Linked DNA regions of Mus musculus: region 2 is linked to region 1. A link is a loop called in an ENCODE intact Hi-C map of the cell type or tissue named here. Cell type or tissue: heart. All regions are shown on one strand.

Region 1 (8,000 bases):
CCTACAGAGTTGCCTATAGGCAATCTGGTGCAAGTGTTTTTCTCAATTAAGGTTTGTCTTTGCAAACACATCTACATTTGTGTCATTTTGTCAAAACCTGACCTAACGACTGTCAGCATTTCTGAAGTAGTGTCACTTCCCCATGGTCCCCATAAGCTGTTTGCATCTGTATACACTGCATTCTGTATGAGCGACTTGTTCTTCCTTTGGGCTCCTTTTTCAGCGCAGAGTCTCTCTCGCCATACACCGCATGGATATCTGCTATTTCAGACACAGATGCTCTGCTGGCTGAGTGGGACAAGAGCAGCGTCGTGACTGTTGATATGGGAGGGCGTGTCAGGCTCTGGGAAACTGGACTTGAACGTCTGCAGCAGTCGCTCATGGAATGGAGAAACATGATTGGACAAGACAGTGACAAACATGTGCAGGTATCTCTCAAAACTTTCCTCTCACAAATGAATTTGCTTTCAAATGCTGCCATTAAGGGAACTTCTGGCTTAGCCACTCCAACAGCTGCTTGAATGGCTAAAATTTATTTTTAGACTCTTAATAGGAAAAACAATCTATCCGTCTTGAGAGTGACAAAGTAAGCCCGTGTCTTAGTCTTCTGCCAATGTTAAGTGTTACTAACGTTAAAACGTACAGATATAAGCAACGTGTAGTTTTTAGACGTAAGCATCTCCGGATTCCTGCATCCTCTCTTCCTGATATCAGCATGGTTGTCGACAGCCATTCCTGCTGCCTAGGAAGGAAACCTGGGGCTGCCGTGTACAGCAGGCTCCTTTAAGGTCTGGGGCTGGAGACTGGATAAGGTAGGACAGCAACGCAGGCCTCTGGTAGAGTTTGTACCAGCACGTGTCTGCAGGTGGTGCATGCTTGGCAGGTGCCATGAGTAGGTGCAGCTCTGACTGAGAGAGCAGCACAGCCCTTGGAAGGTGAGGAAGCTGCAATGAAGCTCGTTAATCTTGATGCTGATGAGAACGAGCTGGCGGAACCAGGAGGGCTGCAGGCTTACTTAGTCTGAAGCGGAAGTTAGTGGGATATGTCTGCAATTGGTTTTAATCTTCACAAAGAAATCTTTTCTTGTTAAATATCACTGTTATGTAGCAAACAGAAAGGTAGTCTCCAAAACTAGTTAGTTGGATAACTAATTAATTAGTGAACAGAAAGAAGGGTGAGTGGGTTGCTGCCTTGTCACTCTGCAAACCTCCATTAGCAAGGGAAGGCATTACCCTGTATCATTCCTTCAGTAATAGACTAATAATTACTATTTCATATGATTTTCCTTAAAAGAGGTGTAAGTGTCTTTGTGAGTGGATGGATGATACAGTGTTGTCTTAGAATTTTGTTTTTTCTTTTTTTTTTTTTTTTAGCTTACAGGAATGTTTTTAAAATCTCAAACCAAAATAGGCTACTGACTTCCAATTCTTTTGAAGACACATAAACATATTAGTTTAATTAAGTTAAGACAAAAGCATTGCCTAAAACAATGTTGGTAAGTCAGTAGCTCTATTGCAGCAGCAAGATGGCCCCTGTGCATCCACCGTGCTCAGGGATTTTTATGGAACCTGTTACTTGTGGTTCTCTTCAGAACTATTCCAAACGGTAGCATTCCCTCTATTTGAACCAGTTTTCCTTCACTTCTGTTTTCACTGATGCCTAGCAGTAAATACTATTGTGTTTGAACTTCAAATATGTTCTTTAAATTTCTCATATAATGTGGAGCTCAAAGGTCATGCTTTACCTGTGGTCGGGATGTGAATGGGTGTGGTGGAGCACACTTGTTATTTGAAGGATGCATGCCTGTAACCCCAGCACTTGTTATGTGAAGGAAGACAATCATAAAGTCAAGACCTGCCTGAACTACATAGTGAGTTCTGGATAATCCAGGCTCCATAGCAGGACCCTGTCTCGTCTCTAAAGTATAAAAGGGAAAGAAAACGGGGCTGGGCGTGGCAGTGCACATCTTTAATCCAGCACCTGGGAGGCAAAGGTAGGCAGAACTCTGCATTCAAGGCCAGCTTGGTCTACAGGGCAAGTTCCAAGACAGCCAGGGTTACACAGAGAAAAAAACAAAAACAAAGGAGAGGAAGGGAGGGAGGGAGAGAAGGACGGAGGGAGGGGAAAAGGAGAGAGAGGAGAGGGAAGGAAAAGAAAATATCGGTGACCTAAATTAAGCCTCTTATTTCTTTTTCTGAAAGAATCTTTACTTACAATTTTAATAATGGTTCTTGGCTGTTTAAAACATAGCCCATCTCTCTGTGCTTTAATCTGCAGCTCTTTCAGTCCCAGGGCTTTTCTGGACATATTAAGAACCTTTGCTGTCCCGGCTCCCTACTTTACTAATGGGTACACACAATTGATGTCTTCTTTTCTGCTCTGTCTTGTCTAAGCTGAATGACACTGGTAACTGAAGCTAGATAGTTAAGCTATCTAACTTAAGACCATCGCCTATGGCTACATCCGAGACCCCAGTGGTGGCCCTGTCTCTCTGGACTTTGTGAAGAATGGAGAGTATGCCTTGGAGAGAATGGGGGTCACCTATGCTGCCCAGGTTCACCTGAAGTCTCCCTTTGACCCTGACAACAAGCGGGTGAAGGGAATCTATTGATAGGATGCAGGTGGAGGCTAAAACTGCTCAGGCCACTGGCAACGGCCACGCTCCCCACACTGCCTGCAGACTCCTGCACTGCACACACAGCCTTGTGTCCTGAGACCCAGGACAAAGCACAGACTTCCCCACCCTTAGCCTTGACAAGGAAGGGAACTGAGACAGGGAGCAGGAAGATTTGGTGGCAGGCTGCACACACTCTTTACCGGGTTGTTCCAGGTAGTTTGGGGCCACAAACTTGAGCGTCTCATCCATGAGGATCACAGGCAAGGAGATTTTCAGCACCATCAGCCACTGGGTCAGATTCAGCGGTGTGATCTGGAAAATGAGTGGCAAAGGTACCACGTAGAGGATCAAGAAGTGAAGTGACATGGACAAGCAGATGGAGCCCACGAGCCAGATATTCTCCCAGGGGGGCATCCTCAGCAAAGACTGGTTTTCAGACAAGCTGTTGAGGGCATTACACATCTCTATGGTTACTAGAACAGAAAGTGCCATTGTCATTGGATATGGGGACTCAAAGCAAACGAGCAAAATTATCTCAAGGACAACCAAAATATTATTATATGAACTTCCTCTAATCAAGTGTTTCTCAGAAATGTATAGCTTCATGTCCTCAGCTCAAAGTTCAGCAAGCAGACATAAGACACACTTAGTAATAAAGCAATACAAATTGGAACTAAGTGGTGTTTTGATGGGGAAACTCCCATGCCAGCATGCTGCTTTTACTCCATTGTCCCTCGATCTGTGGGATGGACAGGAAGTGTGCGCACTTGGACCATCAGGTAGAAAAACAACTTGAGAGTGTGCATCCTCAGGCTAAGTGGCCACAGTGAATTCTCAAAGTAGTCTACCACTGTTTGTGGCTTTTGGTCAAATTCCTTGGTAAATAATGAGGCAGAATACTAGTTGCTCTATTTAGGCCCACTCTGTTGTGATTCACAAGTAGACTGTACAGCCAAGTCTAAGAGTCGTTGCCAGTAATAAGAAGTAAGGCTTGTCCTCTACAGTTCCCTTCCTCGTCAACCTGCAAGCTGCGTCATCAGTGGACTCTTCACTCAGAAGGGTTCTGCTCCTGGTTTTGGAGCCTGGGAAATCTGTCTTACAGAAGTAGCGGGGAAAGATACCTAGTTCCTATTGCCCTACTTCTGGGTGCCAGCAGCTTTCCTCCGACTCTGGTGAAGTGCCCGCATCGCCATCTAGTGGCGATCAGGTATACTACACATTATTGAAATGAATGCTCACCTTTGTACGCCAGCACTTGGGAAGTCAGCCTTCTGCTTGGGAGATTTCCACAGTCCCTTGTGTGGCTTCTGTTGGGTAGTGGAAGCTCCTTTATTTAGGTCAGCAGTGATGGCCTGGAAAACAATCTTTCAAGCCATCTGCTTCATCTTTCCGTGATTCTTCTGAGTATAGCAGACTGACTGTCCTCAGACACACAGACAATTAGCTGCGCTGTCCTTGCTGTCTTTGCTGCCTCCTGCTGTCAAGCAGCATTAGCTTAGAAGACAGACTTGTTTGAGTTTTCGTTAGTGAATTCCCCGCTATATTTTCAAATGATAACACAGGGAGAGCTTACTGAACTCTTTGTATAACTTATGTTCATTAATTTGACACTCTGACGAAGAATATGCATTTTTCCTATAGTTAGAACAACTATAACAATAAATTCAAGTATCACTACAACTGGAGTCCCTAGACTCGAGAGTTATTACTTTTAGTCTATATTTTTAAAACCATGGGCTATTATAAGCCAAAACTCACCTAGTTATATTCTCAATGTTGCTTCATTTTTTTATTGTATTACATTTTTATTCTTCTAAACAATTCTATTAAATATACTCCATTTTCCTCAAAAAATCAAATCTGCAAAGCTGTCAATGACTGTTCTCATGAGAAAAGGTTGACCGATAGTAGCTTCAGATGTCACTTTCTAATAGCAGCAGGAAGTTCAGAAAGCAGACCCCATATGGCACTGCTGGAGTCTGAAGAGTGCTCACTTAACCGTGAACTTTAAAATGGATGGACTGTCCTGAGTCATCACTGCACGGGACTAGAACACACATGCGCAGCAGTCAGGACTGTGCTCAGTACACACGGGAGGCACACACTCGGTGTTGAGACAGCAAGAGATGCCCAGAAAAAAGCACAGAAGAAAGACACTCTGGGACTATGAATACATGTAGTTTATTGTATATAGATAGGTGCGTTTCTGTTGCTGTGATAAAATACCCCGACCAGGGCAACTTACGAAAGAAAGTGTTCAACTGGGCTCATGGTTCTGGAGGGTTAGGGTCCCCGAGAGCAGGAACAGCTGACCACTCACATCTAAGCCACAGCAGGAGCTGTGACACTGGGGGTGGCTGGAAGCTCTTTAAACCTCAAAGCCCAGCCCCAGTGGCACACTTCCTCCAACGACATCACACCTCCCAATCCTTCCCAAACAGTTCCACCACTTGTGCATGTGCCTGTGTGGAACACTCTCACCCAAACGCCAATGGCTACCTAATGGTTGGCAGATTTGTTTGTTTGTTTTTAGTGAGGAAAAGCTAATGCAAGTCTATCTTCTTTTTTATCTTATGTTTACTGCTTAAAACAATTTTTCAATTTAAATTTATTTTGATCATGTTTTCCCCTCCCCAAGTCCTTCTAGATCTTTTCCCCCCTTGAGTTTTTTCTCAAGACAAACAAAAGCCAGTGCAGCAACAAAATCCTCCAGTCCAGGAAAACAAAATAAAACACTACCCAAACAGAAAAGACTCACCAAACTGTAAACCAAGTAAAAAGTACATGTCTACACACACACACACACACACACACACACACACACACACACACACAGAGTGGATTCTATTATATGTTGGTCAACTACTCCTCATCATGAGGCCTGAGGACCTGGAGTGAATGATATACCCAATGTCTCAGAAAAAAAAAAAACCAAAAACAAAAACAAAAAACGGATTTTCCCGCCAGCAGGTGTAAGTGACAGTTCTGTTGTCAATGGTTGGCCATTTCTAGCCATTAGCTCAGTAGTTTTGCAGTTTTAAGAGTTCAGTTGGACAAGAAAGCCTATTTTCAGATATAATTGCTACTCTTCTATTTAAACTTAACTTTTTCCCAATATCCAAGCAGCTATCTTAAGATCTTTTAGTGATATACAGTGCTCTGTTCAGTTTTCAAAGAAAGCATGGTCCACTTATTCTTTGTTCTTTGCTTTGGCCAATAACTCTGGAGACAGGCTGCTTCCGTGTGTCACTGTTACAGAATGCTTCAAGCCTTGTGTGATTGTTGTTGTGAAATGTAAATCGGCAATAGCAGGAGCTGGGAGTTCTGGGCAGCCAGTGCTGAAGTGCTGAGGCATCCCCTGAACAATCTTGCCACTCAAAAGGCTTAGTATAAAAGAAAGTTTATTGTCAGGGAAAGAGTGGGGATCAGGGACCTGGAAATGGGTAGAGGCAGAGAAGGGACAGAGAAGGACAGAAATTGAGAAACAAGGGGAGGAGAGAGAGAGAGAGAGAGAGAGAGAGAAAGAGAGAGAGAGAGAGAGAGAAAGAGAGAGGCAGAGAGAGGCAGAGAGAGGCAGAGAGAGGCAGAGAGAGGCAGAGAGAGGCAGAGGGGCTGGGCTAGCAGGCAGTCCTGTTTATGGGCACCTGGTTCACACCTGGCAGGCAGTGACACAAGCTGTTGCTAGATCACTGTTGGGAGGAGCCCAGCAGAATTGTCTGCAAGCCAACACTTACACACGTGCTGTCTGTGGGAATCTCCTTTTCCCAGAAAAGCAATGCCTTTCACAGTCTTTTGCAATTTCCTGCTGTATCTCTATTCATGTATAAGTACACCTGGCTTTTACTGTTTGCTTACATGGTGACCCTTGGGCTATGCCTATAATCACTTTTCTATTGTTTATTCCTGCTAGAGAAATCCATAGGAGTAACTTTTGGTTCTGTAAGATTCTCAGGAGTACCTACTGAGAATGTAAGCTCTCCTGGCAGGTGTTCCTAGGATCTGCTGATAAGATGGCTGTCCTGGCCACTGCGGACAGGGGGTGCTAATGATGTATGCCAAGTTCTGTGGTGTAAACCTTTCCTCCCTACTGTTCCAGCTACCAGAGGTTAATGGTCTATTTACAAAATTCCGGGATATTGTGTATGCAGTGATCTCTCACAGGCAGGTAGGGTTTGGTTCCTATGTGCCATCAGCTGAACTATCTTTATGCCCAATCCTTTGAAAACTGATGGTTTCTAAAAAGAAGGCAGACTGCACTGTGTTGTGGATAGCCCTGGGGCTGATTATATTTGATGTTAATTCCGTTCTCTAGTGAGTGCTTGTGAACGAGGAATGAGTCAGCACTCAGGTGATTTCCTGTAAACCTGCTTCCCACCTTCATTTGTGAAATAAAGGAGAGCTGATGCTTGGGCAGGTAAAAGGGAAGGTGGAGCAGAAGGTGGGGAGAGAGAAGGAGGTTTGAGAGAAAGGCAGTGCAGAGGAGGAGGAAGAAAATAAAGCAGAGCAGAAGCTCATGGCCTGGAGAAACCACAAGTTCTAAGGGATCTCATAAGATGTGGAAGATGGTAGTGTAGTGGCAGATCTGCCCAATCTAGGCGCACAGCATGTAATCATATTAACTGAGTTGTGTTGTCATTGCCAGGGCATATTTGGGTTGGAGATTTACTGCAACACAAGTGTCTTGCTCTCTCTGGGAAATATAGAAACCACGGTTGTCTCAACTACAGATAGCAGTGTCTTTTAGAAACAAAAAACAAAAACAACAACAACAAAAAATAAAGCAAAGCAAAACAGAGAAACAAAGAAAATCCTTTTTTCCTGTCCAGTGCTGGATTGAACAGAGCCTCACACATCCCAGGCAGATGCTCTCAAGCCCATCCCCAGCCTAGTCATACCCCAGGAGCAACATCTGCGGTTGAGCAAAGAATTAGAAAGAAGACTGCCTCCCAGTGACACTCCTGTATGGGGACTGCCTGTCTTACATGCATTGCAGTTCAGAAACAGTCACTAGTCAAGTTTTCCACCCCTCCAAGGATTCCAGTCCATCACAGCATCAGAACAATCACATCTCATACAGTGAAACCAACAAGCACTGCCCTAAGAAGAATCGGGAAGCTGATGATCCTTGGAGGCTATGAGTTTTCAGCTATATCTTGGGTGTATCCACTGAGAGAGGCAGCCCTAGGGACTGAGCCCTATATTTAGTGAAAGAGCCATATAAACTGTGCATATCCACTGAGAGAGATGGTCCTATACACTGTGCATATCCAGTAAGATTATCAGCTATATACACTGTGCATATCCACTGAGAGAAATGGCCCTATAAACTGAAAATTGTAGCTGTAAGAATTCTAAACAAGTATCAAAAATAGAAATCCTGTCT
Region 2 (8,000 bases), 72 kb before region 1:
TGCAACCATTGTTGTTATTATTTCCTATCTTCTTCCCTTTATTAATTACAGGCTTACTGTGATCAGTTTTTTTCTGTGGACAAAGGTTTCACAATTGAGTTATTTAATATTAAGACACTGCACATATTTTGTGGCCAAAATTAAAGCATGTGTGACTTGCGCTAACTAGTTGGGAGTGGGCCCGAGCAGGTTCTTCTGTGTTCATCAGGCGTGTGCCATGTCCCTGTGCCAGCGTAATTGTCTAATGTCTGCAGAGGGACTGAACAGTGTGTGCAGAAATGTTCTCGTCTGCATTCCCCTGCTGGTAGTGACAGCAGGGAACTGGGTAACTAAGTGTGCTACACTCCAGTAATTCCAGCAGCCACAATCCACAGCTAGGGTGCTTGGCTCCATCAGGTACAGCAACGCTCACCTTCAGGCTGGTGTTTGTACCTCCCAAGCTTCTTCAGTAGTTCAGTTGCCCGATTTGTATGTAGTCTGGAAACGTTTTGCTATTCTATCACATTCTCTCCACCATTTTAGTTTTTCTGCCTTGTGTTTCTTAGTAAACCATTTTCCCATGTTTATGTTGCATTCGTATTTTCTCCTGGAGGATGCGTTGATCTTCCTTTCCCCTCCATGCTGGTTTGGTAGTGCTGAGGCTGACCACACTTCCAAACTTTCTTTGCTGTGTGTAGTAACCGTGTATTTCATAAGTAGGTTGCAGATATACAGATTTTATTACTGTAAGAAAAGGAAGCTTTGTGTGGGAGCCATGCCTTTGAACTCTGTCTTCTTTTTTACAAGATCCAACTTGGTGAATATTTAGGATCATTTCCTGTTCATGGTTAGTAAAGTTGTTTTTCTGATTATATAACATACCTTTATTGAGAGAACTTGAAAAAATAAAGATATGTCACTGATTGTATGGCAGCAATCTCCTTCTTGGGCATAAGACTAAAGGATATGGTAGTATTTAGAGAGCAGTTAGCCTGTACCTTTGTATTTCGATGGGCAAACCCGAGCCCAGAGGCTGGTTAGGCAACCTCCAGGTAAGAGCAGGTCCACAGATTATAATCCTGGTGTCCAAACTCCAGTGTAATAAACTATAAGGCAGTGTAATAAACTATAAGGCAGTGTAATAAACTATAAGGCAGGTTAAGCAAAAGATTTGAAGGTTCACCATTCAGTGAAAAAGCTTCAATTTTAAAAAAGCCAGTTAGAATTTTTTTCCAGTTCTTGCAATTATTTTACTTTGCTATTGTTTACTGTGTGTAATATTTAGGGACATTCAGTTACTTCTCTACAAAAGGGCTAGGGATGCTCTTGAAAGATAATTTCTAAATATCATGCAGACTGAATCAGCATTGTACAAATTATTGGAGAATGAAGGGAGTCTGGAAAGAAGGACAAAGCCAGCCACCGCGGAGAGCAAAAGTTGCGCCTGTCGATGGCAAGCACTGGGGCGCACATAAGCACAGCTGCGGATGACTGTCCCTCACTGGCCACCCTCACTTCCATGCAGGACATTCCCAGATACTTGGTCTGACCAATTTTAGAACCTTGGGTTGACAGACATTTGTTTGACTCCGTGGCATTGTTACACAAAGCCTCCTGAAAGCAGTCAAGGGAGCTGCCTCTTGATGTCTGTTTTGTGTGATAAAAATATGAGGTACAGCTCAAGATGCTACAGCACATGGGGATATCTTCCATTCTCCATGGCCTAGAACTTAATTTAAGTGTGACCCCCTCCAAAACAGGCATGTGACTGTCTCCATGTGCATGGCTGGTGTGAGCATGCGAGCCATTGTGCGCTGAAGGGGTGTTTGTGTATGAGCAGCAGCTCTGTAAATGTTAATCTCCACTTTCTGTACAGAGCATCACAGACACTTTCATCATAAAGAACAAAAGGCACTGACAAGAGATGTCTGGCCCCCTAGGAAGAACAAAGTGCAGGACTGGAAGTCACCTATAAGAGGTGACTGTCCCATTAGGAAGAGCAAAGTGCAGGGCTCCAACTTCCCCCCCTTTACTCCCCTTCCCTTCAGTTCTGGTGCTTCCTACCTGAAGGTTACACACAAGTCATGGGAGAGACATCTGAGAGGGATGCCCTCTTGCCAAGGCGCCTGACTTTACTGGTGTCCTCTAGGGCATGGCCATGATCTAGAAGGATAGAGGAGTGATTCTGAGCTGAGGGTTGGAGGAGAGAAAACAGCATAGTCAGGCTAAGCTGCAGAGAGATGAGGACATCTGACCAGAAAGCTGGGGGGAGGGGGCTAGAAAATAGCAGATGAGATAGGATGAGCCCTGTAGTCAGCCGTTTTGGAGACAGGAGGCTGACAGAACCCACAGCAGTGAAGCGAGCAAACGTCAACCCCAGGCTGCTTTGCTGAGGGGCCTCTTCAAGTCCCTGTCACGGATGTGAAGTCTCACATTTCAGTCTCAGGGCCCAAAGCCATTTCTGGATGAATTTCCCTCGGCCTCACTTCTACTCTTCGTAGCCCTTTTCTCCTGTTCTTTTTCTCTTTTCCCTCTGTGATAGAATACAAATAGAGTGTTCAGGAAAGCAGCCCTAGATCCCTTTCGTCTTCTACAAGGGGTTTAGTTGCCCAAGTACACAGTTTAACTAAAATAATAAGTCCTATAAGTTTATGTGATCCCAGAATATATCAAAGTTCTTAAAGCTGTGGCCCCGAGCTCCCGAGCTCCCCAAGCTGGAAGATTGTGGCATTCCGGCCTTTGGTTTGAGTTCTGCCTGTGAGCTTCATATCCTCTGTTACTCCAGCCCTTTGAGTCCGGCCCTTCTGAGGCCACCTCCTTCTAGTGCGCTGTCCTGAAGGGCTCAGCAGGACGATGATGGAGAGAAAAGAGCTGATTTCATGAGATCTCTAATACCTTCACCTTTTCAAAAAGTGTTACTCACCAAATATAATCTCAATACCTATGTAAGAATTTATTGTATGTTACTTTTATTAAGAGAGACAAGTTGCATTTCTAGAATAGTGGCTAGTAAGTAAAGATAAACCTGCACAGGGATTAAGGGAAAATATTAGCAGGTAATGTTTTAGCAGTTACATATTGAATAATATCTTATTGTCTACATTTCCCAGTGGGAAAAGGGAGTGCATGAAATTTTTATGACAGAAAAATTAGGCATTATTTATGTACTTATTCAATTAAAGCACTCCTGAGGATCTTCTGTTCTAGACAAAACTATGACGAGAAGGAACACACAGCTGTAATTGTTTCATTTTGCTCAGGATATTTACAGAAATTCCTTCCTAGATTATTCTGTCAGCATTTCCTCGAAGGAACTGTGAGAGCCTCTTAAAGTGAAGTAGGAAGTGACCCAGTGAGATCTCTGGCTTAGGAAAGGAGACGAACAAAGTACGGGGTGTGCTGTGCTGTGGTGAGGGCGGAGGTGGGGAGACAAGCGGGGCCCTTTCTAGCAGCCCAGGAGGGTGTGCAGCTCTAGAGTCAAGACAGTGAATTGAAGAGGAAGAACCAGCTGTGGGAAACAGGCACTTCAAAATAAACATGTCCAAAATTAAACCGCCTTTGTAAACTTCCCTCGCCTACCCAGCAACCCCTCGTCTCCTCCCCCATTTCTTTCTCAGTTAATGGCCTCTTCTTACCACTCTCAGCCCAGGATGGAGGCTGACGTCTTTTTTCATCTCCTTACCCTCCATCATACCCTCCATAGTGATGTTAGTAGTTTCCTGACTGTCTCTTTTGTCTGTTGACTTCTCTGTGCTCCTGGGCTTAGGCCGTCTTCATTATGGAATCCTTTAAAGAGTTTCTCCACTGCTTCCCTTTGCTCTCACTTCTTTCTCTCTGCCATTCCATCAGACTAGTTTTCCAGAACTGAACATCTGACTCTGCCACTCCCCTGCCTCAGTGGCTGCTCTTAGAAACAGTGCAGATTCTTGGCTGCCTGGCCTCTGCCACACTTTGAGCCACCTCCCTAGACAGCCTGTTCCTTAAAACCCCTTCTCCACCTCTGTGTGGTCTTTGACTTCTTGCGATCCTCTCTGGACCACAGAGCCACAAGTCTCCCGTTATGGCACTCTCTCTCCTAGGACACCCCCTGCTCCCCCTTCCCCATGCCTTCTAATTTCATGATTACTTTCAATCAAATCTTGCATGTGCTGGACCTTCCCCGGTGTCAGGTTAAAACTCAAAGCATCTTGGATGCCTCATTTAGCCACATTCACAGGGCACCTCAGCAGTGATCCCTTGTGTTCTGGTTGCTTAGGAAATGACCCAGGAAAGCCAGGCCTTCACTTTCAGTGGGTTTGCAAGTATCTAGCAAGCAAAGGAGAATAAAGAGCAAGTAGCAGAAAGAAGCAGCCGCTCAATACCAACGCACTGCTAACCGATGCTCTCAGCCTCCAGCACAGACAACCGGAGTAGACCAACTAAGAGAGCAAACAAACAAACAACAAAAAACAACATCAAATCTGAGGGCTTACAAACATCCTCTAAAAACTGAAGCCTCATTGAAACATCCAGCTGGGGGCCTCCATAAAGTGTTTCCTTTGCTGCGTTTCTTGGAATGAGTATGAATGGGCATATAGAAACTGTAACAACCACACCTGGGCACTTAAGAGTCATCTCGCAGAAACTGCCCTTCTGGACTGAAGGCCGGGCAGAGCAGCAGAGCGGAGCAATCTCTCCATGAGTGAGCTCTGCCTTCCCTCTTCCACACAGGCGTTTTGTTCTATGGGGTAAACAACAGCAGTGTCCCGCTTCCGGCTGTTCTCAAGGGTGAGCTGCTTTCCTTTGAGCTCATTTTAGTTTTCTTTTGTTAGAGTAAGGAGGCCAGCTGTCCCAAGACAGCGGATTTGAAGGGGGCAAAAGAGGGCCTTCTTGCTCCACCTACTTTTAAAATTTGTTTTGATTTTTGAATCTTGACATAAGGGCTCTCTTTCTAGCACTGGCTGGCTGTTCTAGAACTAGTTGTGTAGACAAAGTTGGCTTCTACCTCACAGAGATCTGCCTGCCTCTGCCCCTCTCGTTCTGGGACTAAACACATTTACCACCACAGCTGTTTACTTTAAATGGGCTTAAACAGCACATGATGATCTACAATATAATGTATATTACACCCTGTTTGTATGAAGCATGGCCCAGTGTTATATATGCTATCATATATGTTATCATATATGCTATCATCTCAAGCTCATTCAGGACAGCTCTCAGCCTGTGTACTCATGGAGCTGATAACTGAGAAAGGAAGAAGGGAGGGGAGGGAGGGAAAAGACGCATTTATACTAATGTCCTTGCCTTGAGTGGTGGAATGCAGAGCAGTGTTGTCCTGCTGAGCATGAAAGGAAAGACTGTAGGTGTGCACAGGAGTCTGAGTGCGGCCTGGCCTGCGCATCCCTACAGTTGGCAGGAACAGGGGTCTCCAGTGCAGCCGAGCAACCAAGTGTGGACTCTGAGCATGGGGCATCTTAGCCTGGGCCTCTGCCGGGCCCCCAGGCTCTGCCGTGATGGCTAATGAGGAGGCGGAGGTCCTGATGCTTTTCAGGACTCAACAGCTTTTAGATTTTTGCTGTGTCTGGTGTTACCTTGAGTCTGTGATGTTTGCATTTCTCTGTGCTTACTGAAATTAAAAGAACTGGAAGTTTTACCATAGACATCTTCATCATCTGATTTTATCTGTTTTAAACTAAGTTTCTTCCAGCATGCCATTTAAAGCTCCCATGCTGCTGTGATGGACATGCAGATGTGCAAGGGTAGTTCTCCTGGCCTGTGCTTCTGTGCTGGGCTTACGTTTTTGTGGGTGAAATCCACAGAGACACTAAGCCGATTCCTAAGAGAGGAAATGACCCAGTATTCCACATTAGTGAATCTGTCAGGCTGCTTCTTCAGCTTTCATAACCAAATGGGACGCTTTGGGGATGGCTTCTAGGAGTGAGCAAGGACGTAGCTTGAGGCCCAGATTGTCTAAATGAATTTCATACTGAAAAATATAACCCACTGCACAGGAACTAGAGTGATGGGCATCAGGGCCAACCCCCAGCACTAAATCCTGTCAGTGACTGTGACTGGTGTACTGCTTAGCATTTCTGAGCCTTACATCCTGGGTCTGTGAGATTAAGACAGTCTTATTTCCTAGCTGATGGCGCCACATCTGTGTGGTGATTAAATGGCACATAAGGACAGAGACCCTGAGAAAGTATAAGAAATTAATGCTGTTAGTGATATTTCCCACGATGCTGAACTCAACTCTTGAACTGTTGCTCGTCACACACAGCCTAGTGGTTAGGTTTAGTTGTAGCGAAGTAACGTGGGCACATGGTCTACCTTCTACAGAAGGTCAGTAGCTCCAGCATGAGTCAGAGGGAAAGAGGGCACATCTAAGAAGAGCACATATGGCCAGATTATGCTAATGTGCCCAATGTTAGAGTCCCGGAGTTTTAAAGGAAAAAGTACAGGACTAAATCAAGAAGAACTACAGTGTTCTATTTCTCTTTCTATTACTGAAAAATGTATTTCTGAAGAACTGAAGAAGAGCATATGTGTGTGTGTGTGTGTGTGTGTGTGGATGTATAGATATAGATATATAGATATATATGAATGATTGCCTTTGATGGCATTTTATAACCTGCAGTCTTCGATGTTCTGTGGTAATATGAGACTTAATTGTGAAAACAGAGGTCAAGAGGCAGACGCCAGCATATGGACTTCCTCTCATAAGAACAGCGTAGGGATGCCACGCTTCAGAGTCAGAGCAAGCCTTCAGTGGCCTCTGGGTCACAGGTGATGTGCCATGCATGTTTGCTGGTTTGGGTTTAGTAACAACAAAAGTAGTAGACCTTTGAAGAAGTAGCTTGCCAGAAATTTACCTCCAAAGCTTCTTACTGCTTAAATCTGTTTGTTTCCTTGCAGGGGGTAGGAAAGAACAAGATTGTGGACCGATTCCTTCACCTGCTCAACAGACCCCGAGAATATATACAGCTGCACAGGTAGGAGAATCGTCCACGAGGCCTGTAAGCTCTGACTAAGTTAGTCATCTCTCTCCTCCTGTGAATTACATAGACTCTCCTAAAAGCCTGCTTTATAAGCCAGCTTCCTTCCCATTCCTCAATCTCATAGCTCCCCTTTCCTTAAAATGTCATGAGGGCCAAAGGATGGCTCAGGGAGAAGAGCACTGGCTGCTCTTACAGAGAATGCAGGTTTGCTTCCCAGCACCCACGTGGTGGCTCAGAGTCCCCTGTAGCTCCAGTTCCAGAGGATTTAGCGCCTTCTTCTGGCCTCTGCACATGTGTGGTCCCCATACTCAGGCACACATGTAGACATAAGTAAATCTCTTTTTAAAAGTATTGAATTATGAATACCCTGTAAGCACAAGTTGATAGATGCCTTGTGCACAAAGAGATGCAGCAGGTCTCATCAGCATCAAGGCACTCAAGTTGGAAGACATGTGGTGTCCAAGCCCCTGCTCCTACTCAGAAGCTAAGCTGACCAACAGGGAGAAGCAACAAGCTTTGTGGGCCCCAGGGTGGGATGAGGAGCACAGACTATGGAAAGGACATAGTATCACTTGCCTTTCTTAAGATACTGTGTGGATGATTTTGTTTTGCATGGTTGGAGTAGTGTGGTTCAGGGATAACTCTTAAACAAATGAGATTTCTCAGCGTGAGTTGTTTAAGCTGTAGCAGTGGACTGGTTCTCATTTTAGAAGTCAAATGGAAGCAGCAGATCTACTAGAAACTAAATACTGGGGCAAATCAGGACACAAGCAAGATACATACACACACACACACACAGGTATTGGGCAGCTTAAACCTAGTGTCATGGAAAGAACACTGGACTGTGTTAAAAGTATGAGTATCTGGTTTGAGTTCTTTGCTAAATAATTATGAGTTCCTGAGAGAAATTTTTAGAATAAGAACAGTTAGCAGGTCAAAGAGAAAAGTTCTAAAGGAAAGTTGAAATATGATTTTTTAAAAAAAATAGTAAAAACAAAGCAAACCAGAACAAACATTCCATCTCAGAGTTCATACCCTTGA

Evidence for each region. A loop is a pair of places that touch in the nucleus more often than their neighbours do. Peaks named below come from ENCODE experiments on the same cell type or tissue, not always from the same donor. Only the 100,000 strongest peaks of a DNase experiment are listed, where the experiment ranks them.
Region 2: it touches region 1 in a loop (2.3-fold over the local background); 7 of 42 quality-filtered maps call a loop at or near these places.

What each region holds. Positions count from the first base shown.
Region 1 is chr14:79,103,269-79,111,268 of GRCm38, forward strand. It overlaps Vwa8 (von Willebrand factor A domain containing 8), which reads left to right. Exons shown (of 45, transcript NM_027906.1): 37 at 224-428. Gm30970 (a long non-coding RNA gene) reads right to left here. Exons shown (of 2, transcript XR_383637.4): 2 at 1,329-3,969. Among named protein-coding and RNA genes, the nearest start is that of Gm30970, 28 kb to the right of the region's middle. In heart, a CTCF peak has its summit at 3,815 (motif pointing left); no DNase peak of the experiment used is centred here; H3K4me3 peaks cover 617 bases.
Region 2 is chr14:79,031,249-79,039,248 of GRCm38, forward strand. Vwa8 (von Willebrand factor A domain containing 8) reads left to right here. Exons shown (of 45, transcript NM_027906.1): 21 at 6,877-6,953. Among named protein-coding and RNA genes, the nearest start is that of Gm30970, 100 kb to the right of the region's middle. In heart, no CTCF peak of the experiment used is centred here; a DNase peak (open chromatin) is centred at 3,433; H3K27ac peaks cover 993 bases.